Regions from separate parts of the Homo sapiens genome. Here region 1 is linked to region 2. A link is a loop called in an ENCODE intact Hi-C map of the cell type or tissue named here. Cell type or tissue: CD14-positive monocyte. All regions are shown on one strand. Links, peaks and the distances in the headings refer to the core of each region. The heading gives the core; the rest is flanking DNA.

What was found. Hi-C counts contacts between places; a loop is a spot of excess contacts. Peaks named below come from ENCODE experiments on the same cell type or tissue, not always from the same donor. Only the 100,000 strongest peaks of a DNase experiment are listed, where the experiment ranks them.
Region 1: a loop joins it to region 2, with 2.1 times the contacts of the local background. A loop is called at or near these places in 2 of 110 quality-filtered maps.

The regions. Positions count from the first base shown.
Region 1 is chr21:33,423,493-33,431,492 of GRCh38, reverse strand. It overlaps IFNGR2 (interferon gamma receptor 2), which reads right to left. Exons shown (of 7, transcript NM_005534.4): 4 at 4,461-4,609. Among named protein-coding and RNA genes, the nearest start is that of IFNGR2, 24 kb to the right of the region's middle. In CD14-positive monocyte, for the core only: no CTCF peak of the experiment used is centred there; no DNase peak of the experiment used is centred there; H3K27ac peaks cover 3,857 bases.
Region 2 is chr21:33,330,810-33,347,094 of GRCh38, reverse strand. It overlaps IFNAR1 (interferon alpha and beta receptor subunit 1), which reads right to left. Exons shown (of 11, transcript NM_000629.3): 2 at 11,448-11,571; 3 at 5,921-6,096; 4 at 3,673-3,827; 5 at 3,419-3,560; 6 at 1,735-1,849. It also overlaps the pseudogene USF1P1. Among named protein-coding and RNA genes, the nearest start is that of IFNAR1, 14 kb to the right of the region's middle. In CD14-positive monocyte, for the core only: no CTCF peak of the experiment used is centred there; a DNase peak (open chromatin) is centred at 6,984; H3K4me3 peaks cover 504 bases; H3K27ac peaks cover 1,425 bases.

The DNA.
Region 1 (8,000 bases), core at 1-8,000, 88 kb before region 2:
GTTCAAGCAATTCTCCTGCCTCCAACTCCTGAGTAGTTGGGATTATAGACACCCACCATCATGTCTGGCTCATTTTTGTATTTTTAGTAGAAACAGGGTTTCACCATGTTGCCCAGGCTGGTCTCGAGCTCCTGATCTCAGGTGATCCACCTGCCTCGGCCTCCCAAAGTGCTGGGATTATAGGCGTGAGCCACCGCGCCTGGCCAACATTTTGTATCTCACGGTTAATCTAGATACCTCAAGTTAGTCAACAGAGAAAAAATTATTCTGGGAAATAATGTTCCTTTCATTCCCAACCTGCTTCTAGTTTGACCGAAATGTGCTTGAGCCTCCTATAGTTTCAGCTAAAATGACCTTAAGGATTTATGTCATCAGGAGACAACTGGACCCTAGACTCTAGGAAGGTTCTGTGTCTCCTCTGCGCATCCCTCTGCTGCCTTGAGCAGGCCTTGCTGCCTCCCCACCTGGTCTTCCAGGCAATGGCTCCTGTTGTCCTGGCAAGGCTGTCATTGTCCCATACCAAAGTGGAAAACAGCGATACCCTATTATGGCAGTATAGGGTTTCTTGCAAAGAACTGTTTTCTAATTTTGAGATACAATATAATCCACTACAGCCACATGAAATGGTGGTATAACATATGCTTGAAAACATGGGAAGACAAGGCTGCTAAATTGTTAACTGAAAAAAGGCAGATTATTCAAATACAGAACATGTTGTTATTTTTTAAAATACAAAAATAGGCCAGGCATGGTGGCTCATGCCTGTAATTCCAGCACTTTGGGAGGCTGAGGTGGGAGGATCACTTGAGTCCAGGAGTTTGAGCTTGGGTAACATAGTGAGACCCCCTCCCTCCGTCTCTACAGAAAATAATAATAAAAAAATAAGCTGGTCATGGTGGTGCATGCCTATAAGTCCCAGCTACTCGGAAGGCCAAAGTGGGAGGATGGCTTGAGCCTGTGAATTGGAGGCTACAGTGAGCTATGACTGCACCACTGCACTCCAGCCTGGGTGACAGAGTGAAATTGTCTCTGAAAAATTAAAATTAAAAAATAAAAATATAAAAGTAATTGTATGATCTATGAATAATAGTATTACTTGATGGTTTTACATTTTCTTTTCTTCTGTTTAATGGTGTTGGACTGCCAGGGCAGAGGAAGACACGATTTTAAGGACAAAAATTCCCTTTGGGTTTATTTCAGCATTCAATTGGAATTCCTAAAATTTAGAGTCACAGACTGCAGAAGAGCTAACGTAACAGGCCTAACACTAATGCCCTTTGAAGGGCCTGATTTCCAGGTCAACCCTTAGCTGACATCTGGGAATTTGTGTGCGTTTTTTGTTTGTTTGTTTTTTGAGACGGAGTCTTGCTCCGTTGCCCAGGCTGGAGTGCAGTAGTGTGATCTCGACTCACTGCAACCTCTGCCTCCCAGGTTCAAGCAATTCTCCTGCCTCAGCCTCCTGAGTAACTGGGATCACAGGTGCCCACCACCACGCCTGGCTAATTTTTGTATTTTTAGTAGAGATGGGTTTTCACCATGCTAGCCAGGCCTGTCTCGAACCCCTGACCTCAAGTGATCTGCCTGCCTCGGCCTCCCAAAGTGCTGGGATTACAGGCGTAAGCCACCGCGCCCAGCCTGGGAATTTGGATTTCAAGTTTATCCCTCCCATTCCCAAACTGGTAAGGTGGCTTACCGTCCCTACACTGTTTGCACAATGTGTTTTCTTTATGAGGAACATCTGTTTTCCTTCTGGGAGTCGGAATTTTGGCATACGCTACACAGAGGGTGCGTATGTGGCCAGCCCCCAGAAAAAGCCCTGGGCGCTGGGTCTCTCATAAGCCTCCCTGGCAGACAACAGTTCACATGTGCAGTCACAGCTTGCTGGTGGAGCAATGAAGTGTATCCTGCGTGACTCAGCTCAGGAAGGGCTCCTGGAAGCCTACCCCTGGACACCTGCGGACTTTCCTCCATGTGCCTCTTCCCTTTGCCGATTTTGCTTTGCATCCTTTTGCTATAAAAAATCAGAGTATGGGCCAGGCACAGATGTGGAGGCTGAGACAGGAAAATCTCTTGAACCCGTGAGCCGAGATTGTGGCACTGCACTCTACCCTGGGAGACAGAGTGAAATTCTGTCTCAAAACGAAATCAGAGTGTGACTCTGTGCTGAGTCCTGGGAGTCCTTTGAGCGATCTAGGGTGGGTCTTGGGGACCCTAACACACAGACTCACAGCTGGAACAAAGATCACATTGGTGGCTTTCAGAGTCATTTTCATCCTTGAACCTTTTGATCATGGAAGCCAAGTACAGATGCTCTGGTCAAATGGAGGAAAGGGACTTGGGGGCCCTCACGGCTGCTCCTCTTCACAGGCTCCAGCTTATAGCTCAGTTGTTTCATTTTATACACGAGGAAGCTGCAGCCCAGAGAGGCTAAGTGACATGGTGCTAAGCGGGTCCCAGGCAGTGGAAGCCTGTTCTGTGTGCTCTTCATTAGAGCTTGCTGCTCAACAAGGCTGGCCCCAGGGTCCTGGAGCTGAGTTCTCCAGTGCTGGGCAGCCCTGCCCAGCTCTAGGATACAAGTGGCAACTCGCCCTCTGGGGGCTGACTCAGTGCAGAGAAGTGGATGGACTCCATCCTAAAAAAACAAAAGTATGGGCGGGCCCTTGGGGAGGGAGCATGGCAACACGGTGCCCTCGAGTGAAGAAAGCAACCAAAGGGTGGAGAAAAGCGTGGCCAGAGGGCCCATCCTATCTCTTGCATTTCCGGCACCGTATCCAGTTGGAGAGGACAGACTTGGAAGAGGCAGAGTCTCTCTTCTGGATTCTGCCAGGCTCCCTCTATTCTAATCGACCCAGATCTTGAGCTCTGATATGGAGAAATGATTTTTCCCTATTTCCTAGATGCTAAGTCTGTTTTTCAGTGAGTCTCACTCTTCCCAGTTTCATATTCCCCATAATGAAATGAAGAGGAGGCTGGGAACGGGCTCATGCCTGTAACCTCAGCACTTTTGGAGACTGAGGTGGGCAGATCGCTTGAGACCAGGAGTTCGAGACCAGCCTGGGCAACATGGCAAAACCCCATCTCTATAAAAAAAAATTTAAAAATATTAGCCAGGTGTGGTTGGCACAGGCCTGTAGTTCCAGCTACTCGGGTGGCTGAAGTGGGTGGACTGCTTGAGCCGGGGAGGTAGAGGTTGCAGTGAGCCAAGATGGTACCACAGTACTCTAGCCTGGGCGACAGTGAGACTGTCTCAAAAAAAGAACAATAATTAAAAAAAAAAAAAAAATGAAGGAGAAGTGCAGATACAAAGCGTGTGGCAGAAAAAGATGGTGGTCAAGAGCAGGGCTCTGAAGCTAGGCATCTCTGCTCTGCTCTGCTCTGCCAGTGATTCGCTGCTGACCTGAGGCAAGCCACTTAACGACTTGGATTCTCTCTCTGCAAACGGATTAGTATAAAGATGAAATGGGCCGGGCACGGTGGCTCATGCCTGTAATCCCAGCACTTTGGGTGGCCAAGGTGGGCAGATCACCTGAGGTCAGGAGTCTGAGACCAGCCTGACCAACGTGGTAAAAACCCTGTCTCTACTAAAAATACAAAAACTAGCTGGGCATCAAGAGCGAAACTCCAGCTCAAAAAAAAAAAAAAAAAAAAGATGAAATGAGATGAAGTATCTAAAATTCTGGCCCAGAGCCAAACACAAAGGAAGCTCTCAATAAATGTAAGCTCTTATTATCAAAAACCATCATAATGTTGAATTTAGGAAATCATGAAGTTCCCATAGATAACAGAACCTCCTTAAATGCAGCTAGGATAATTTAGGCACTGGAGATGCTTCAAGACCATGATGCTTTTTCCTATACTCCCCGAGGCTGACCAGGCCGCTCTGATGTCATGCACCTCTGTCAACGTGAGCACCTGCCACAGCCCCTTGTGGATTGCATTTCTGACCAATCTAAGCACCTGCAGTTCTCCACGTATGCCACGCCTTCTCATACCTGCTGGTACTGCTCTCTGGAAAGCTCTTTCTCCCTCTGTTTCCCCCCGATTTCGCATGTGCCCTTTTCACAAACTGTTCAAACATTTATACAGTTAAGCCTTGCAGGCTGTAGTTGTGGATTCCTCATGGAGAACCAGGCCCACTAAAACCTCCTCCAAACTACAGAGCGTGGCAAAGGCATCGTAAGCAGGGCACCGGCAAAGTCTCAACCCCACACAAGGGACACAGAGTGACATCAAAGGATGGCTGGCCCTTCAGATCAGCCTGGCGGAGGGAGGTCTCAGCAAACCGAGTGGAAAAACAGGTCTTGAAGAGGACAATGAAAACAGGCTCAGGGCTCAGCCTCTATGGGGACACGGGGACATGGAGACACCCTGTTCTTGCCCATGTTAAAGGTTTCTTTCTTTTGCTAAGCCAGAAACTGCAAAGAAAAGAAAATCCAAACAAAAAAGAAAGATGCTCTTGCCTGTTGGATTCCTCCTTTTTCCCAGTAATGGACATAATAACAAAAAAAGGCCGTGGAGGTATCAGCGATGTCAAAGGGAGAGGAGAACCTGATGATGAGGGAGCCTTCTCCTGGGGTCACCTCAATGTTTTCTGGAGGCCCGACAGTCACTGAAAAAGAATTACAAAGAGAAAACCACACACATACACATATGTATTATAGATATAATACAATGTATTATATAATGCTATATATATATGTATATATATATATATAGTGGGTGTAGATATATACACACACGTTTTTATCTATCTCTTTATTTATTATTATTTTTTCGAGACAGTTTTGCTCTGTCGCCCAGGCTAGAGTGCAGTTGTGCGATCTCGGCTCACTGCAACCTCCACCTCCCGGGCTCAAGCAATTCTCTTGCATCAGCCTCTCAAGTAGCTGGGATTACAACAGGCGTGTGCCACCATGCCTGGCTAATTTTTATATTTTTAGAAGAAACAGGGTATCATCATGTTGGCCAGGCTGTTCTCGAACTCCTGACCTCGTGATCCGCCCACCTCAGCCTCCCAAAGTGCTGAGATTACAGGTGTGAGCCACCGCGCCTGGCCTATTTATTTATTTATTCATTTTTGAGATGGAATCTCGCACATATCACCCAGGCTGGAGTGCAGTGGTGCAATCTCAACTCACTGCAACCTCCGCCTTCCAGGTTCAAGCGATTCTCCTGCCTCAGCCTCTCATGTAGCTGGGATTACAGGCACACGCCACCATACCCGGCTAATTTTTGTATTTTTAGTAGAGACAGGGTTTCACTATGTTGGCCAGGCTGGTTTCAAACTCCTGACCTCAGGTGATCCGCCTGCCTTGGCCTCCCAAAGTGCTGGGATTACAGGCGTGAGCACCATGCCCATACTATATTTAAACACAATAACTGAGAAGTGTTGCCATGTAAGTCTATTTGTTCAGGCTTTTCATATAATTCACAGGTCAGGCTAGGACTGTGACTCATGATGTGCTATCAATGAGGGGTTATCAAGCATTTATTAAGTAAGCATGCACATTGTATAATTCACCAGAGAAACTCAGATCAAAGTACAGTTTGGGTCCTCGAAGTTCTAAGAGACCAATGTCTGCACATTTTACACAAGGAGACAATCCTGTCACTGTGTGTTCACAACAGCAGGGCTGGATTCTCTCCCCTGGGCACTCCAGGTTGGTGAGGGTTAGGTGTATGATCTGGCCAAGCTTCTCTCTGTGCAAAAGAACTGCTGAGTTTGTAGTTGTGCCCCCTCATTTGTTCTGGTGGAGGTGCTAAGTCCAGACAACTCCCAGTGGCAGAAGTGAGGTCAGGCCTGGCCCACCACCAGCCATAGTGATGTTTGTGGATTGACTGCTAGTGACAAAATGCTCTTCCACTCAGCCTGCCCAGGGACACCAGCACACACGTTCTCCAGCTTCCCTTGTCCCAGCTAAGTGAGCAGAGTGTGCAGAAGTGCGTTGCAGAAGCACCTGCAGGGACTGGCTTTGGACACATTCTTTGGGCATCTCCATTAGCACATGGGAGTGTGGACACCAGCCACAGCTGGCCACTGCACGGCTGAAAACACAGGGCTCAGACCTGCCCTTCTGAAGAGAGTCCTGGCCCGGAATCTGACATGAACCCAGTAAACCTCATCTAGAGGCGAGAACAATCTGCCTCCTCTCACAGCACTGGAGGAAGGCTGGCTCTAGGGAACACTGGACGACAATGTGTGGAGTCTCCAGGTAAATGGCCTTTCCACGAAGCCTCTCACGATCAGTGTCACTGCCAAATAAGGGTATCACGGGATGGGCATGGTGGCTCATACCTGTAATCCCAGCACTTTGGGAGGCTGAGGTGGGCAGATCACTTGAGGTCAGGAGTTCAAGACCAGTCTGGCCAACATGGAGAAATGCCGTTTCTACTAAAAATACAAAAATTAGCTGGGCATGGTGGGGCATGGTGGTGCATGCCAGTAATCCCAGCTACTCAGGAGGCTGAGGCAGGAGAATCGCTTGAACCTGAGAGGCAGAGGTTGCAGTGAGCCGAGATCGGGCCACTGCACTCCAGCCCGGGTGACAAGAGTGAAACTCCATCTCACAAAAACAAAACCAAAATTAACTGGGGTGTGGTGGCCCATGCCAGTAATCCTAGCTACTGGGGAGGCTGAGGCACGAGAATCACTTAAACCTGGAGGCGGAGGCTGCAGTGAACTGAGATCGCTCCACTGCACTCCAGCCTGGGCGACAGAGCGAGACTGTCTCAAAAAACAAAACAAAACAAAAAAACAAATAAGGTTATCCCCATTTCTCAGACGAGGAAACGGAAGCCAGGAGGTGACACTACTTGCCCACAGTAACACAGCCAATAAATGGCAGAGTTGGGATATGAACCCAGGTGAGGGTGATGCTAAAGCCTGCCCCCTCCAACCACCATCTCACTCCTCTGCTTGGTAAACCACCTCCATATCCATTACTGATTCTAACGCCACCAGCAGAGGTGAAAGTGGCAGATGTGACATGAGACCACCACTGTGTCAAGCTTTTCAAGCACGAGGGCAGAGAACAGCAGCCCAGCCAGTAACTAACAGAAACATGGGTGCTTGACTCCGGCCGGAAGCGGCAGCTGGCTGGCACCGGACCCACTGTCACGATACATCCTGCTTCTGTTACCTTCTCTTGATCCCTGGGCAGTGGCGGTAAGTATCATTCCTTTTTTTTTTTAAATGACAGAGCCTCGCTCTGTCACCCAGGCTGATGTGCAATGGTGTCATCTTGGCCCACTGCAACCTCCACCTCCCAGGTTCAAGAGATTCTCCTGCCTCAGCCTTCCAAGTAGCTGGGATTACAGTCGTGTGCCATCATACCCGGCTAACTTTTGTATTTTTAGTAGAGATGGGGTTTCACCATGTTGGCCAGACTGGTCTTGAACTCCTGACCACAGATGATCTGCCTGCCTCAGCTTCCCAAAGTGCTGGGATTGCAGGGGTGAGCCACTGCGCCCAGCCATCATTACTTGTTTGCATACTCCTAATTCCCACTTATTTGACACTTTATAGCTCAAATGGAGGGTGGTTTGGCACCCAAGGACAAATGGCTTGTCCACAGCAGACGAGGAGCTGGCAGGATTGCCCTGTCTTCTCTGTTTCTGTCCCTCACAGTACCTAGCACAAACCACTGATTAAAAAAAAAAAAAAATAGAGATGGGGTCTTGCTATATTCCCCAGGCTCATCTTGAACTCCTGAGCTCAAGCGATCCTCCCACCTCAGCCTCCCAATGGGCTAAGATTACAGGCATGATCCTCTCTAAAAAACTTTTTATTGGCCGGGCACGGTGGCTCTCACGCCTGTAATCCTAGCACTTTGGGAGGCTGAGATGGGCGGATCACGAGGTCAGGAGTTAGAGGCCAGCCTGGACAACATGGTGAAATCCCGTCTCTACTAAAAATACAAAAAATTAGACGGGCATAGTGGCGTGCACCTGTAGTCCCAGCTACTTGGGAGGCTCACTTGAACCCGGGAGGGAGAATCACT
Region 2 (16,285 bases), core at 3,582-11,581:
TAAGAAGTGAGCCACCATGAGCTCTAGAAATAAATTCTGCCAACAACATGTGAGCTTGGGAGCGGCCCCCAAGTCTTGTATGAATGACTGACTCCTTGACTGCTTAGCAGAAGAGCCAGCTAAGCCACGCTTGGACTCCTGACTCACAGAAACTTTGAGACAATAAACAGCTGTTTAAGTTGCTAAGTCTGTGGTAATTAGTTACAGACACAGAAAACTAACATCTAATAGTTGTCTACTTAAAAAAAATCTGAATTAACAATCAAGGCCTTGTTCATACCTTATCTCTTTCCTTATGGCTTCTTTGGTCTCTTTAGCCCCTATTCACCTTTACATTTTCAATTTCTGCAACCCTTATAATTTGTATACCACTCTTTAGTCCTAAACCACACAACACTTTGCAATGTTGGCTAACTGCTTTCAATTTTTGAACCACGTTTGATTCTGCTGACTCTTTCCATTTCTTCAGTGCTTTGTACAATATGGTAAGTACCCAAAAGAAGCTTAGAGATCAGCTATCAGAAATACCTCTCATTATCTATTTGGTGACCCTATTATTTATTCACTTCTGAAAGTGAGGTATACACAAAAGACTACTGAACAGTTTCCTGATTGGTTTGTGAGGTTATATATGCATTGTGGGGCACATATGCACATAAATGCATTTGCATTCTACCAGTCACCCTTGGTTCAAAATTAACACTAAAAGATAGAAATTGATCATAGCGGTACTTACACTTCCCTTCTCCCTCATTTTTTCTGTTTCTTTCCAGTTTCTTCTGACTTTTCCTTTCCTGTCTTAGCTATACTTGCCTTTGCTCTCTCTACTCCTCTGCCACCAATGTATATCTTTCTTTCCATCTCTTTTCTCCCCATAACCCATTTTTCCTTCTACTTAATTTTCCTCTTCTCTTTTCTCTATTCATCTCCTACAATTTTCCAATCAATATAAACTACATGCAGTTCTCTTTTATCAGCTTTTTAAAAATTTTAATGCTTAGAGATGGGGGTCTCACTATGTTGCCCAGGCTGCAGTGCAGCGGCTACTAGCAGGTGTGATCATACAACACTGCAGCCTCAATTCCTGGCCTCAAGTAATCCTCCTGCCTCAGCCCACTGAGTAGCTGGGACGATAGGCATGCGCCACTGCACCAGGCCAGTTCTCTTTCATTTATGCAGCGCCTGGACTTCATCCATGTTTAGCTAGCCTCTGCTCAACCACATAGAACATAGTTCTTTCCAACTTTCTTTCCCACCGAAGTATCTACTACAAAATTTTGTCAAAACCACTAAAGTAATAAAGAAAATAGGAAGGCTAATTTTTTGAATTGAACAAGTGAGTGGACTGAGATCATTTTAAGGACTCATGGAAGAAGTGAGTTCTTAGAAAAAGATCAGGGTCAACTGTCGAGTCTTCCAGATTGGGGAAATAACACATGCAACTAGTTACACTTTCTTTTTTTTCTTAAGCCAGTAAGAACCCCAGATATTAGAATCCATCTATTTTACAAGTGAAGAAATTGAGGCCCATGGAGGTTAAGCGATTAGCTCAATGTCATCCAGTTAGTTACTGGCAGAACTGGGGTTAGAAATGAGATTTCTCACGTTTCCAATATATCGTACCCACCTCCCAGTCGGTCATTCTGTGTGCAAGGACCTGGTGACTGATGCAGAGCGAAAAGAAGCATAATCAAAACAAACTGGGCAAAAGGAAATTTATGGAATGGAACTTACTGGAGCCACTGAACTTGAAAGGTCATGTTTGCATATGTATAATCCCATTTAAGAACATAGTTCTGATTTTGGACACTGACTTCTATATTTTCTGGTGGAGGTAGTTCATTTTCAACTAGAAGCCAAAGAACAGATAAAAAAAAGCACACATTTTTACTCAAGTGAGATAACTGGCAAGAAGATAAAGGCTCGCATTTTATCATTATAAGGTAATAGTTAAATATGGTTTGTATTCACACTATGTAATACTATGCAGCCATTTGAAAGACTACAGGCCGGGCGCAGTGGCTCACACCTGTAATCCCAGAACTTTGGGAGGCTGAGGTGGATGGATCACCTGAGGTCAGGAGTTCGAGACGCGCCTGGCCAACATGGTGAAACCCCATTTCTACTAAAAATACAAAAATTAGCCAGGCATGATGGCACACGCCTGTAATCCCAGCTACTCGGGAGGCTGAGGCAGGAGAATCGCTTGAAGCTGGGAGGCAGAGGTTGCGGTGAGCCGAGATTGAGCCACTGCACTCCATTCTGGGCAAGAGAGTGAGACTCTGTCTCAAAAATAAATAAATAAATAAATAAATAAATAAATAAATAAGTAAAAAAGAAAGAATGCAATAGATGGCTAAGATCAAATGAAGAACGTAATAGATCTGTATTGAGTGATATAGAATATCCCCAACACACTGGGTTAAGTAAGCAAGCTGTAAAATACTTCTAGTAAGATTTTATTTTGTAATTTTAAAAAACAAAACCCAAGAAACTGTGGGTCTGTGTATATGCTTACATAAATCCTGAAAAAAGTTGTGAAAGGATATACACAAACTGCTAAGCAATGCTTATCTCTAGTGAATGGAATTGGGGATAAGAAGGGAGAAGAAGACTTCACTTTAAACCCTTCCGTAATGTTTGATTAAAAAAAAAAGCATATGAAATTTACAATTAAAATAAACAAATCCCAGCTCCTGCCCTTGACCTTAATTATTGGAAAGATGTTACTAAATGTATCAGGATACTTTCATATTTTAACATTCCACTTACAAAGGTATGCTTTCTTGAACAATAACTTGTCTACTAGCAACTACTTCCCCACCTTTTCTTCCCACTTGCAGAACTCATAGTTCAGCTACCTCCTGCTTCATGTGGATTCTGAACAAATGAAAAGTTTTGTCATTACAAAATATTTGAACTTTTTTTTTTTTCTAAGACGGAGCCTTACTCTTTGTCCCCCTTGCTCCCGACTGGAGTGCAGTGGCGCGATCTTGGCTCACTGCAACTTCCACCTCCCAGGTTCAAGGGATTCTTGTGCCTCAGCCTCCCAAGTAGCTACCACTACAGGCGTGAGCCACCACGCCCAGCTAATTATTTTTAGTAGACACGGGGTTTTCCCATGTTGGCGAGGCTGTTCTCGAACTTCTGGCTTCAAGTGATCCAGCTACCTCAGCCTCTCAAAGTGCTGGGATTACAGGCGTGGGCCACTACGCCCAGCCTGAACTTTTAAGTAGAATTAATTTTCATTACTATTTGAGACAAAAATCCCAAGTAACATTTATTTTGCTTATGTAAATGTTACAATGTTTTTAACATATATTGACCTATCATGTAAACTTCAGCAATATGGGGAAGATGCCAAAATTGACAATCTGTTTATATATTTATTGAATCTAAAACAAAACATCTTCCTTACCTGTGGTCTTTATACAATGTACTGGACTATAGACACCAATTTTCCATGACGTAAGTAGTGCTGCTTTAACTTTTAGACAATAAGTAGTCTCTGGTGAGAGTTTATAAATTTTATGTCTGGAATAAATATTTTCAATCCTTTCCTATAACACAAATATAAGTTGGTTCTTTAAAAAAGTATAAAGTCAAATTTTAGGATTAATTCGCCTAATTTTTCTCTCACATCGATTAAACAGAGGTAAAAATAATGCTTACTTCTACACCTGAAGAGTTTTTCCAGATAACTAAGCTATATGTAAAGCTTAAACCATCCAAAGCCCACATAACACTATCTTTTGTTCCAGGAGAGATGTGTATCACTATTGCCTTATCTTCAGCTTCTAAATGTACTTCTGGAGGACCAATCTGAGCTGCAAAAAAATCAAAACAATTACTATGGAACTTTATTAATACAATGCCAAAACCTTCATTCAACAAATAATTCTGAGCACTTAATATGTGCCTGCCACTTCTGGGAGTTAAGAGCATACAGATAGGATAGAAAGCTGTAAGATCACCAGTGGAGTGATACAGAAAGAGAAGAGGTTCAATGACTGAGCCCAGCAGCAGTCTAACACTGAAAAGTTGGGAAGATGAAGCGATCAATGAGCAGGAGGAGAACCAGGAAAGAGCAGTGTCCCAGAGATCCAGTAAAGGAAAAACTGAGTGATGACCACATCTATGCTACAGAGGGATGAAGCCAGAAGAGGACTGGGAATTTGCTTGGCATTGTGGAGGCTGCTGTGACCTTGAGAAGAGTGGTTTATTTATTTTTTTTTTTTGAGACGGAGTCTCGCTCTGTCGCCCAGGCTGGAGTGCAGTGGCACGATCTCGGCTCACTGCAAGCTCCGCCTCCCGGGTTCATGTCATTCTCCTGCCTCAGCCTCCCGAGTAGCTGGGACTACAGGCTCCCGCCACCATGCCCGGCTAGTTTTTTTTTTTTTTTTTTTGTATTTTTAGTAGAGACAGGGTTTCACCGTGTTAGCCAGGATGGTCTCGATCTCCTGACCTCGTGATCTGCCCGCCTTGGCCTCCCAAAGTGCTGGGATTACAGGCGTGAGCCACCGCGCCTGGCCAAAAAGAGTGGTTTTAAGTGAGGAGGAACAGAATTTGAATGGAGAGGGCTGACAGGGAATTGGAAGATTAGTATAGAAAGGGAGTACAGATCATTCTTGGTACAGGGCAGTGGTTCTCAAACCTTTTGGTCTCAGGATCCCCACTTTTTTTTGAGATATGGTCTAGCTCTGTTGCTCAGGCTGGAGTGCAGTGGCACAAACACAGCTCACTGCAACCTTGATCTCCCAGGCTCAAGTGATCCTCCCTCTTCAGCTTCCTGAATAGCTGGGACTACAGGTGTGCACCACCATGCCTGGCTAATTTTTATATATTTTTTGTAGAGATGGGGTCTCACTATGTTGCCTAGGTTGGTCTTGAACTTCTGGCCTCAAGTGATCCTCCCACCTCAGCCTCCCAAAGTGTTGGAATTACAGGTGTGGGCCACTACACTCAGCTCCTTTACATTCTTAAAGGAATTATCGAGAATCCCAAACAGCCATTATTTATGTGGGCTGTATATTTTTATATTAGCATATTAAACATTAAAACTGGTAAAGTTTTCAATCCATTTTAACTAATTAATCCATTAAGAAATAACAATGGACTGGGCATGGTGGCTCACGCCTGTAATCCCAGCACTTTGGGAGGTTGAGGTGGGCAGATCACCTGAGGTTGGGAGTTTGAGGTCAGCCTGACCAACATGGAGAAACCCTGTCTCTACTAAAAATACAAAATTGGCCAGGCATGGTGATGCATGCTGGTAATCCCAGGTACTCGGGAGGCTGAGGCGGGAGAGTCACTTGAACCCAGGAGGCAGAGGCTGTAGTGAGCCGTGATTGTGCCATTGCACTCCAGCCTGGGCAACAAGAACAAAACTCTGTCTCAAAAAAAAAAAGAAAGAAATAACAATGATAAACCTATTTTATGGTAACAAACATTTGCCAAAAGGAACATAGAAACTTCAGAGTGGTGCTGTTTTACATTTTTTTTCCAAATCTTTTGAATGTTTGGATTAATAAAGAAGGCAGATGAATTTCACATTGAATTCTATGTTAAATCAGTGACCATATCACCACATCACACATCAAACAGCCTCCTCTGGAAAACTCCACTGTGAATACAAGAAAGAACAAAAATTAAAAAGGCAACTAAGTCTTAGATTTGTCATAAATATAGCTTTGTCTTTACAGCCCCCTGAAAGGGCCTTGAGGATCACTCTTTGAGAACCACTACTACAGGGAAAGTAGGACAAATGGAGCCATAGCAGGAAGAAGATATAGGTTTAAGGGAATTTTTGTTCTTTTTAAAAGATGTTAGATTTTGCATCATGCAAATGAATGGCTTGGAAAGTGAACTGCTCTGGTAATATTTACTAAAGAATATAATTCAGCTAGCAACTTTTTCTTACCTTTGCGAAATGGTGTAAATGAGTCAACCTCATACCATGAAGAAGTGTTTTCTTTTTCTGCTCTTATACGCAATTTAATTTCTTCATAAACATTCAGCTTGAGTGAAGAAAAGTTGCATTTGGTACTAGTAATATTCTGACACCCAGACAATTTTATCCAATTATCCATCCCAGTTCTTTAAAGTAAAAAAAACAAATGAATGAGTGAGCAAATGTATAAATGTAAGTGTCAAATACTTTCTATTTACTGGTATAAGAGTTATTTCTTAACTCTTAATAACTCTTGTTTAAGAGTTATTTCTATTTTTGGTTTAAGAGTTATTTCTTCTACTTGAGCTAATGTCCTATTAACATTTTAGCATACACCCTTCCACTCTTTTTCAATGCATATAAGCCAAGTTATTACTTATGAAACTGAATTTTAAAATACAGTTCTTTATATAATTTTGTGGGTGGTTGCTTCAGGAAGCAGAGAAATAAATGACCCATAAGGTAAAAGTGGATTTAGTATGTTGGCTCTGTTAAAAATAGCTGTGTGACTTTTGGTAAACTATTTTGTGTTTCTGGATCTTATCTTCCTTATTGAAAGTTTGGAGCCTGGTCAACATAGCAAACCCTGTCTCTATGAGAAATAAAAAAAAAAAAAGGCAAAGCAGGGCATGGTGGCACATGCCCACAGTCCTAGCTACTGGGTAGGCTGAGGTGAGAGGGTCATTTGAGCATAGGGGTTCAAGGCTGCAGGCTGCAGTAGGCTATGATCATATCACTGCACTCCAGCCTCAGCAACCGAGCAAGACCCTGTCTCTAATAAAATAAAATTAAATAGAAACTGGGGAATTGGATTTGATGATTCCCTTCTGACCTCCTCCTATGAATAGACTTACCTTCCCTAAGAAAGACCTCAGAATCAGTATGGTTTCAAGGTTTCCTCTGCCCTCTCCAAAAGCAAACCATCCCTTCTGCTTGCCTGTCTCCGTAATTTCTTCTATTACATCATCAGAAACCACAAAACTGAAAATGTTTACATAAACAAATAAATTTTTGGAAGTGGAACTGGCCAATCAGAAAGCTGAAGTGATATTAGATTCTTCCTTTCAAAAAAGGGGCAAACATGAAAAATAAAGTGGGCATGGAGTGCCTAAAGCAGAAAAGGACATGTTGCCCAGAAAGGGGAAGAAGAGCTTGCAGGGAAAGTGAGGGATAGAAACGAACTTAGCAGATTTCTTTTTTTTTTTTTTTTTTTTTTTGAGACAGAGTCTTACTCTGTTGCCCAGGCTGGAGTGCAGTGGTGCAATCTCGGCCCACTGCAACCTCCACTTCCTAGGTTCAAGCAATTCTCCTGCCTCAGCCTCTCAACTAGCTGTGATTACAGGCGTGTGCCACCACGTCTGGCTAATTTTTGTATTTTTTTTTTTAGTAGAGATGGGGTTTTGCCATGTTGGCTAGACTGATCTTAAACTCCTCACCTCAGGTGATCTGCCCACCTCAGCCTCCCAAAGTGCTGGGATTACAGGCGTGAGCCACCATGCCCGGCCAATTTAGCAGATTTGAGAACTTTTACCTATGTTAAGCCCATTGACCATAAGTAGCAGAGAAACTATCTTCTGGGAAGGCATTTTTGTCAAGCCTAATTCATTAGCTGATTTATTTATTTTTAATAATATCACAGATGCCATTTTAAAGACGATTTAGATATTAGAAACCAGAGATAATACCAAAATAATTTTGTTGCTGAACCAAATACAAGTCTACCTTGTTTTTCAAAATGGAAACATTTTTAAGAAATTACCAAAAATATACACTAGCATATGAAATACTTCATTCTTGGCCAGTTTTCACTTCCACTTTTACATATCTGAGGCCTGAGATTAGAGCTGGCATTAAAAATACCTTAAACATTCTTGAAAAGGTTCCACATCAGAATCTATTTCTAAAAATCCAGAAACTCTCATTATAAACAGAAAACCTTATCAAAAATTTAAAACTTAATATAATTTCAACCCAACCTCACTGTTTACATCTGTCTTTCCTACTTCAGGAGATGCTGAAGCATGCTCCATTAAAACTGTTTTACATCTAATCAAGATATTGCAGCAGAAGCTACTTTTATATTTTCTTAAAAAAATCATTATTGGCCGGGCTCGGTGGCTCACACCTGTAATCCCAGCACTTTGGGAGGCCGAGGGGGGTGGATCACTTGAGATCAGGAGTTCGAGATCAGCCCGATCAACATGGAGAAATCCTGTCTCTACTAAAAATACAAAATTAGCCGGGCGTGGGGGTGCATGCCTGTAATCCCAGGCACTCGGGAGGCTGAGACAGGAGAATTGCTTGAACCCGGGAGGCGGAGGTTGCGGTGAGCCGAGATTGCGCCATTGCACTCCAGCCTGGGCAACAGAGCAAGACTCCGTCTCAAAAAAAAAAAACCAACAACAAAAAAACTATTATCATATGCAATAATTAGCTCAGAACAGAATATGAAATATGAATATGTAACTAATGTAATATTTACTTCATGAAATCCGTTTCATAATATAACTTCATGCCATCTTTGCCTCTCCTGTTCACTGAGGCAGTCTAAGCAGTCAGAAGAGTGTTTGGCATGAAATATATTCAATATTTGTTGGGTTTTTTTTTTTTTTTGAGATGAAGTCTTGCTGTCACCCAGGCTGGAGTGCAGGGGCACGATTTCAGCTCACTGCAACCTGTGCCTCCTGGGTTCAAGCGATTCTCCTGCCTCAGCCTCCCAAGTAGGTGGGATTACAGCACGCACCACCACATCCGGCTGAAGTTTTTGTATTTTTAGTAGAGATGGGGTTTCACCATGTTGGTCAGGCTGGTCTCGAACTCCTGACTTCAGGTGATCCACCTGCCTTGGCCTCCCAAAGTGCTGGGATTACAGGTGTGAGCCACCATGCCCAGCCTTTTTTAACTTTTTAATAACAGCCATTCTGACTGCGGGGAGACAATATCTCATGGCAGGTTTCGTTTGCATTTCTCTGATGATTAGAGTGATGTTGACCATTTTTTCACATACTTGTTGGCCACTGTATGTTTTCTTTTGAAAAATATCTATTCCTATCTTTTGCCTACCTTTTGATGGATTTGGGTTTTGTTGTTGATTGTTTGAGTTCCTTGGATATTAAGCTCTTGTTGGATGCATATTTTGCAAATAGTTTCTTTATACAAGTAACATTAAATAAGGGTATCTGAAATAATTCCTTCTCTACCTAAAATAGTTGTTCATAAGGAAATTCCAAACTAAGGGAAAAAACAAAACTGGTAACCAAACTCAAAGTTCAATTTAATGAAAATCTCTAGAGATAAAAAATTTTAAATGATCAATTCTGAGAAAAGTCATATATGAATTTGTGTGTGTATATACATATACATATACAGTGTGTATATGTATATATAGTGTGTATATGTATGTATACACAATGTGTGTATATGTATGTATACACAATGTGTGTATATGTATGTATACAGTATGTATTATATATAGTGTAATGTATATATACAGTATGTATATATATAGTGTATATATGCATATATACAGTGTGTATTTGTTTATATATGCATACACAATTACTGAAGCTGTGAGATTCATATGCCAGTTTTAGTTACAACTCGAGAATAGTGTCACAGCTGTGGCTGAAGTGGTGGGCTCCTGGTTCCGGAGGGCCTAATGCCTTATTTCTTCATTGCCTGCTTTTTCTTGGACAGGGGAACATGGTTGGCAGGTGGGGCCCCAACACATAATCGGAAGGCAAAGTACTGTACTTCCTGATCTGTGTTCCCTTCTATATTCCTCCTTCTGCCTGCCTCTCCTCTTGAATAATTAAGTAGAAAGTACTAAGGAAGAGACATCAACACTCCAGAAAAACTGAGTCTTTAGAAATGCAAGGTCCAATATATCGATTTTTATTTTATTTTATTTATTTATTTATTTTTGAGATGGAGTCTTGCTGTCTCCCAGGCTGGAGTACAGTGGTGCAAACTTGGCTCACAGCAACCTCTGTCTCCTGGGTTCAAGCGATTCTTCTGCCTCAGCTTCCCAAGTAGGTGGGATTACAGACACATGCCACCATGCCCAGTTAACAATATATTTACAAAGTGTATCTAGGCCAGGGCAGTGGCTCACGCCTGTAATCCTAGCACTTTGGGAGGCTGAGGTGAGCAGACCACCTGAGGTAAGAAGTTTGAGATCAGCCTGGCCAACATGGCGAAACCCCATCTCTACTAAAAATAAAAAAATTAGTCAAACATGGTGGCATGTGCTTGCAATCCCAGCTACTCGAGAGGCTAAGGCAGGAGAATCGCTTGAAACCGGGAAGTGGAGGTTGCAGTGAGCCAAGATTGTGCCACTGCACTCCAGCCTGGTTAACACAGCAAGACTCCACCTCAAAAAAAAAAAAAAAAAAAAAGTGTACCTAAAATTAAAATATAGTATATCATGGAGATAATAGGAAAGCCTGATCACAGGAAACCTGGTGGCCTATTCCAAGGTCTTCGATGGACCTTTTGGAGTACAATGCCATATCTTCAAGATATACCCTAGCTCAGACCCCAACTTATATTGAAAGAAGCTGGAGCTGGAGAGGATGTGGAGAAATAGGAACACTTTTACACTGTTGGTGGGACTGTAAACTAGTTCAACCATTGTGGAAGTCAGTGTGGCGATTCCTCAGGGATCTAGAACTAGAAATACCATTTGACCCAGCCATCCCATTACTGGGTATATACCCAAAGGACTATAAATCATGCTGCTATAAAGACACATGCACACGTATGTTTATTGCGGCATTATTCACAATAGCAAAGACTTGGAACCAACCCAAATGTCCAACAATGATAGACTGGATTAAGAAAATGTGGCACATATACACCATGGAATACTATGCAGCCATAAAAAATGATGAGTTCATGTCCTTTGTAGGGACATGGATGAAATTGGAAATCATCATTCTCAGTAAACTATCGCAAGAACAAAAAACCAAACACCGCATATTCTCACTCATAGGTGGGAACTGAACAATGAGAACACATGGACACAGGAAGGGGAACATCACACTCTGGGGCCTGTTGTGGGATGGGGGGAGGGGGGAGGGATAGCATTGGGAGATATACCTAATGCTAGATGACGAGTTAGTGGGTGCAGCGCACCAGCATGGCACATGTATACATACGTAACTAACCTGCACATTGTGCACATGTACCCTAAAACTTAAAGTATAATAATTAAAAAAAAAAAAAAAAGAAGCTGGAACACCCAGAAGAAAGAAGGAATGGCTATGGGTTAGAGACGCTGTCTACCACCCTCATCCCCAATTTTTTGCTTCAACACCCAAAGATGTATTTGACTAAGTCTCTACAGAAACAAAGTTAAAAATATTATGTAAAATAGGCGTAACATTTCTAAAAAATAGAAAAACCAAACACTTTCCAAATCTAAAAATTATGGTGTTGTTAAACTTGTAAAAATTATTCAGGTCATTCTGACAAATCAGTAAGTAGAGTCACATACTTTTGATAATCGAATGAAAAAGTCACATTCCCGACAGACTCATCGCTCCTGTTCCACCTCAGGATAAAGTTGTCATCTATGATGTCGACCTCTACTTTTTGAGGAGATTTTAGATTTTTTCCACCTATAAAAGCAACAAGAAATAAGAACATTATATACAAACTGTACAGATATTCTAAATGTTATTCTATCCCTCACATCCCTGATTAAAGAATGAATACAGTGAAACATAATGAAGTATATTTTAAAAATCTAAAAAAACTAATGATTGCTCCCAGCACAGGGATGCTGATAATTACATTTCTGCATCTGAGAGAGCTGAAAAAAGAGTTGATTTTTTTTCCTCTTTGAAATAGAGTTGTCTTTTAATTAAAAAACAAATGGTCTCTGCATAAAAATAGAATTTTTCTTGGTCTTAGAAGTGACACCGATGAGTCACTCTTATGATGAGGTTCAACTGTTTTATGGCCTCAATTTGATTTCACATTGTATGTTCATAGATAGATAGAGATGCTTCTTGACTTACAATGGTGTTACGTCCAAATAAATAAGGTTGAGTCCTAGGGGCAATCAAGTGCTGGCTTCCTCCCTGCAGTACTCCTTGTGGTGACATCATCACAAATAATTGACCAGTGCCAGGAAGAGTCACCTGCCCAAGCAGTGCCTCTGAGCCCTGGGTAGTAACAACAGCAGCTGTACTCCCTGATGTGGTACCCCCTGCCCCATCTCCCACTGCAGGGGTGGGAAAGTATAGTGTATCTCAGCAGCTTTCCCCTCTGTGTTAACTGCATCATAACTGGTGATATCACCCTGGATCACCACCTGGGTCATGAATTGAGTGGTAGGATAGCCACTGATGGCACCAGTGCCCTCAGTCTGGACATCCAGCTGCCCCTCACACACCTGGATCACCCTGCGCATCACTTGACACTGGGGTCAGGGAAGGTGGCAGCTGACTGGATGCTGGCAATAGCCCCACTGGCTGGGTCTTCCCCAGAAGCCATTGCACCTGCCTGAATCTGCACTGTCCCCTCTGTCTAGTGCCCTTTCATTTCACCTTTCAGGACTTCCTTAAGCATTTCTCGCAGGGCAGTTCTAGCGGTAATGAACTCCCTTAGCTTTTGTCTATCTAAGAACATCTTAATTTCCTTATGCTTTTGAAGGGCAATTTTGCCATATACAGGGTTTTGAGTTTTTTGGTTTTGTTTTTTTTAGCACTTTGAATACACTGGTCTCCAAAGTATCAGGTGAGAAATCTGCTGATCATGTTATCAAAGATCCCTTGTGTATGACAAGTCACTTCTCTGTCTTTGGCTTTCAAAAGTTTGACTGTTTCTTGGTGTGGTCTCTTTGAGTTCACTGTACTTGGAGTTTGCTGATCTGTCCGAAGCTGAGAGTGGGGTGCTGAAGTCCCCAACTACTATCATATTGGAGTCTATCTTTCCCTTTACGTATAGTAATATTTACTTTATATATCTGGGTGCTCTGGTGTTGGGTACATGTATGTTTAGAATTGTTATATCCTCTTGCTGAATTGGTCCCTTTATCATTATATAATAACCTTCTTTGTCTGTTTTTACAGTTTTTGACTTAATGTCTGTTTAATCTGACATAAGTATAGCAATTCCTGACAGCTTTTGGTTTCCATTTGCTTGGAATAACTTTTTCCATCCCTTCAATTTCAGTTTATATGTGTCTTTATAGGTGAAGTGGGTTTCTTATAGAAAGCATATAATTGAGTCATTTAAAAAATATTCCGCACTTTGGGAGGCCGAGGCGGGTGGATCACGAGGTCAGGAGATCGAGACCATCCTGGCTAACACGGTGAAACCCCGTCTCTACTAAAAATACAAAAAATTAGCCGGGCGTGGTAGCGGGCGCCTGTAGTCCCAGCTACTCAGGAGGCTGAGGCAGGAGAATGGCGTGAACCCGGGAGGCGGAGCTTGCAGTGAGCCGAGATCGCGCCACTGCACTCCAGCCTGGGCAACAGAGCGAGACTCCGTCTCAAAAAAAAAAAAAAAGAAAAAAAAAAATATTCCGCCAGTCTCTTTAAGTATGGAATTTAATCCATTTACATTTAAGATTATTATTGATATTTGAGCCCTTACATTTGTCATTTTGTTAAAGTTTTCTAATAATATCCTTTGCCCCTTTCTTCCTCTCTTATTATTTATCATTGTGGTTTGATGGTTTGATAAGGTTTAATTCTTTTCTCTTTCTCCTTTGTGTATCTGCTCTATCAGAGAGTTTTATACTTTTCCATGTTTTCAAGATACTGACTGCTCTCTTTTCACTTCCAGATGTAGGACTCCCTGGAGCATTTCTCATAAGGCTGGTCTAGCAGTGATGAATTCCCTCAGTTTTTGCTTGTCTGGGAAAAACTGTATTTCTCCCTCATTCCTGAAGGATAGTTTTGCTGGGCATAGCATTCTTGGCTGTTTGAGTATATCATCCCATCCTCTTCTGCACTGTAAGGTTTCTGTGAAGAAATCTGCTGTTAGCTGAATGGGGATTTTCTTAAATGTGACTTGATGCCTTTCTCTTGCTATTTTTAGAATTCTTTCTCTGTCTTTGACTTTTGACAACAGATAATAATGTGCTTTGGAGAGAACCTTTTTGGGTTAAATCTATTTGGGAATCATTGAGCTTTCTGGATCTGGATGTCTGTATCTCTCTCCAGACTTGGGAAGTTTTCAGCTATTATTTCATTAAATAGTTTGTATATGCCTCTTACCTTTTCTCCTCTTTCTGTAACTTACATAGTATGAACGTTTGTTCCTTTAATGATGTCCCATAAGTCTTGTAGGGTTTCACTTGTTTTTTCTACAATTAAGTAATATCAAATGGTATATCTTCAAGTTCAGAGATTCTTTCTTCTGCTTTACCAAGTCTGTTATTGAAGCTCTTTATTGTATTTTTTAAATGTAATTCATTGAATTCTTCAACTGTAGGATTTGTTTGGTTGTTTTTCATCATGTTTTAATTTTTTTGTTGAATTTTTTGTATTGTGAATTGTTTTCCTGATTCATTGAACTATCTGTATTTTCTTGTATCTTGTTGAGTTTCCTTAAGATCATTAGTTTGAATTCCTTTTCCAGCAATTTGTTGATCTTCTTTTCATTGGGCCACCATTAGAGAGTTCTTACTTTCCTTTGGTGGTGTCATATTTCCTTGCTTTTTCATGTTTTTGTGTCTTTGTGTTGATAGGATAATTACCTCTTCCAAACTTTACAGACAGTGGCTTTCAAAGATAAAGTCTTTTATTAGCAGTTGGGTTTCAGTATGCTGGTTTCGAAGGGTGTGGTGACTGTTTCCTGACAGATGCAGTGGTATGGTAAAGCAGCTGCTTTACCTGTGTTCAATGTCAGTAGTAAATGGGTGCCTCAGGGGCCTAGGCTGCAGAAGTTTGTGGCAGTGGTAGTGTAGGTTGTTAATGTTCTCAGTGTTGAAGGCTTTTAGGATCCTCCTATTCTTGTCTTCCCCACAATGGGGAGACTCAGCCAAGGCAACACCTCTTGGTGTCAGGTCTGACAGGGGCTATATATATGCAGCTGCAGCAGCTCTTGATTCCAGATGAAGGTATTCAGAGTGGCTACTGGGCAAAGGTCCTAGGCTCAGGATCTCACAAACCTACTGAGACACTTGGTTGCTGAGGTGGGTTTGCTCTCTGTGGCAGGGCTTGGACGTAGTTGCTCACAGAGCCAGGATTTGTGACCTGGAGGTGCTTCCTGGCAGCTTAGGCCCAGAGAATGGGTTGTAGCTTTGATTCTACCCCTATGGGGGTCAGGGCATAGCACTGGCCTGACTATAAAGAAGGGGTTCTCTGGAGGTTTGGGCCTGGGGAGCAGGGTATGGTTTTAATTTGGGAATATGAGCTAATAGGGCTCAGTGGCAACACAGGTCCCAAGGGATGAGGCACCATGAAGTCATGACTCTAAATCTTGGAATAGCTAGGGATAAGCAGTACCCCAGACTGTGAGGCCAAGTGTAGCAGCAGCAGCAAGTACTACAAAATGGTGAAGCATAGCTGTTGTCTGGGCTGGGAATGGGGGGTAGGGAACAGCACAGTGATGACTCCACTCCTCAGAGTGTCTCAGCAGCTCAGGCTCTAGAGGACTAGTCCAGCTCCAGGGAAGCGGGGTACTACAGTTATTTGGCCTGTAGAACAGGGTGTCTCAGCTCAGCCACTGCTCTGTTTCCCTGAGACATAGGATACTACATCAGCTCAGCCCTGGGATGCATAGCTGCTCGGTTTGGCCAGGGCACTGATTCTGCAGGGAGTGATGTGCTCCTTCAGCTGAGGCCCGGGGAGTGTGACTGCTCTGGGTGGTTCAGGCCCTGTTTCCCTGGAATGCCGTATACCACTTCAGCTTAGGCACAGGGGTGCATGACTGCTCTGGGTGGCCAAGGTAGTGTGTTCCCAGGAAATAGGATACTGCTTCAGCTCTAGCCCAAGGGCAGTGGGGTAGGAGTAGGTGGAGTAGTTCCACCTCTGCTTGACTCCACAGGGAAGGGTGTAACAGCTGCTTAAAGTTTAGCTTAGGGATGTTGAGCCACCAGCCTGGCGTGGTTCAGATGAAAGGAAGCCATGGCTACAAGTCCCCGAAGCAAGACACACTCCAGAAGTAGTTCCAGTTCCAAGGTGGAGTGGCACAGTAGCTGTGTGGGCCACAGCAGGTGGAGCACAGTGTTGGCTCCTTCTCTGGAGGGAACACAGCTGTGCAGACTCTAGGCAGCTTCCTCAGCTTGGCTTAGTTGCTGTCTGGACTCTAAGGAACCCCAGTGGTGAGATCTGTTGGTGCCCATGGTGTAGCTGGGATCTTCTTGTTTATCTCCTT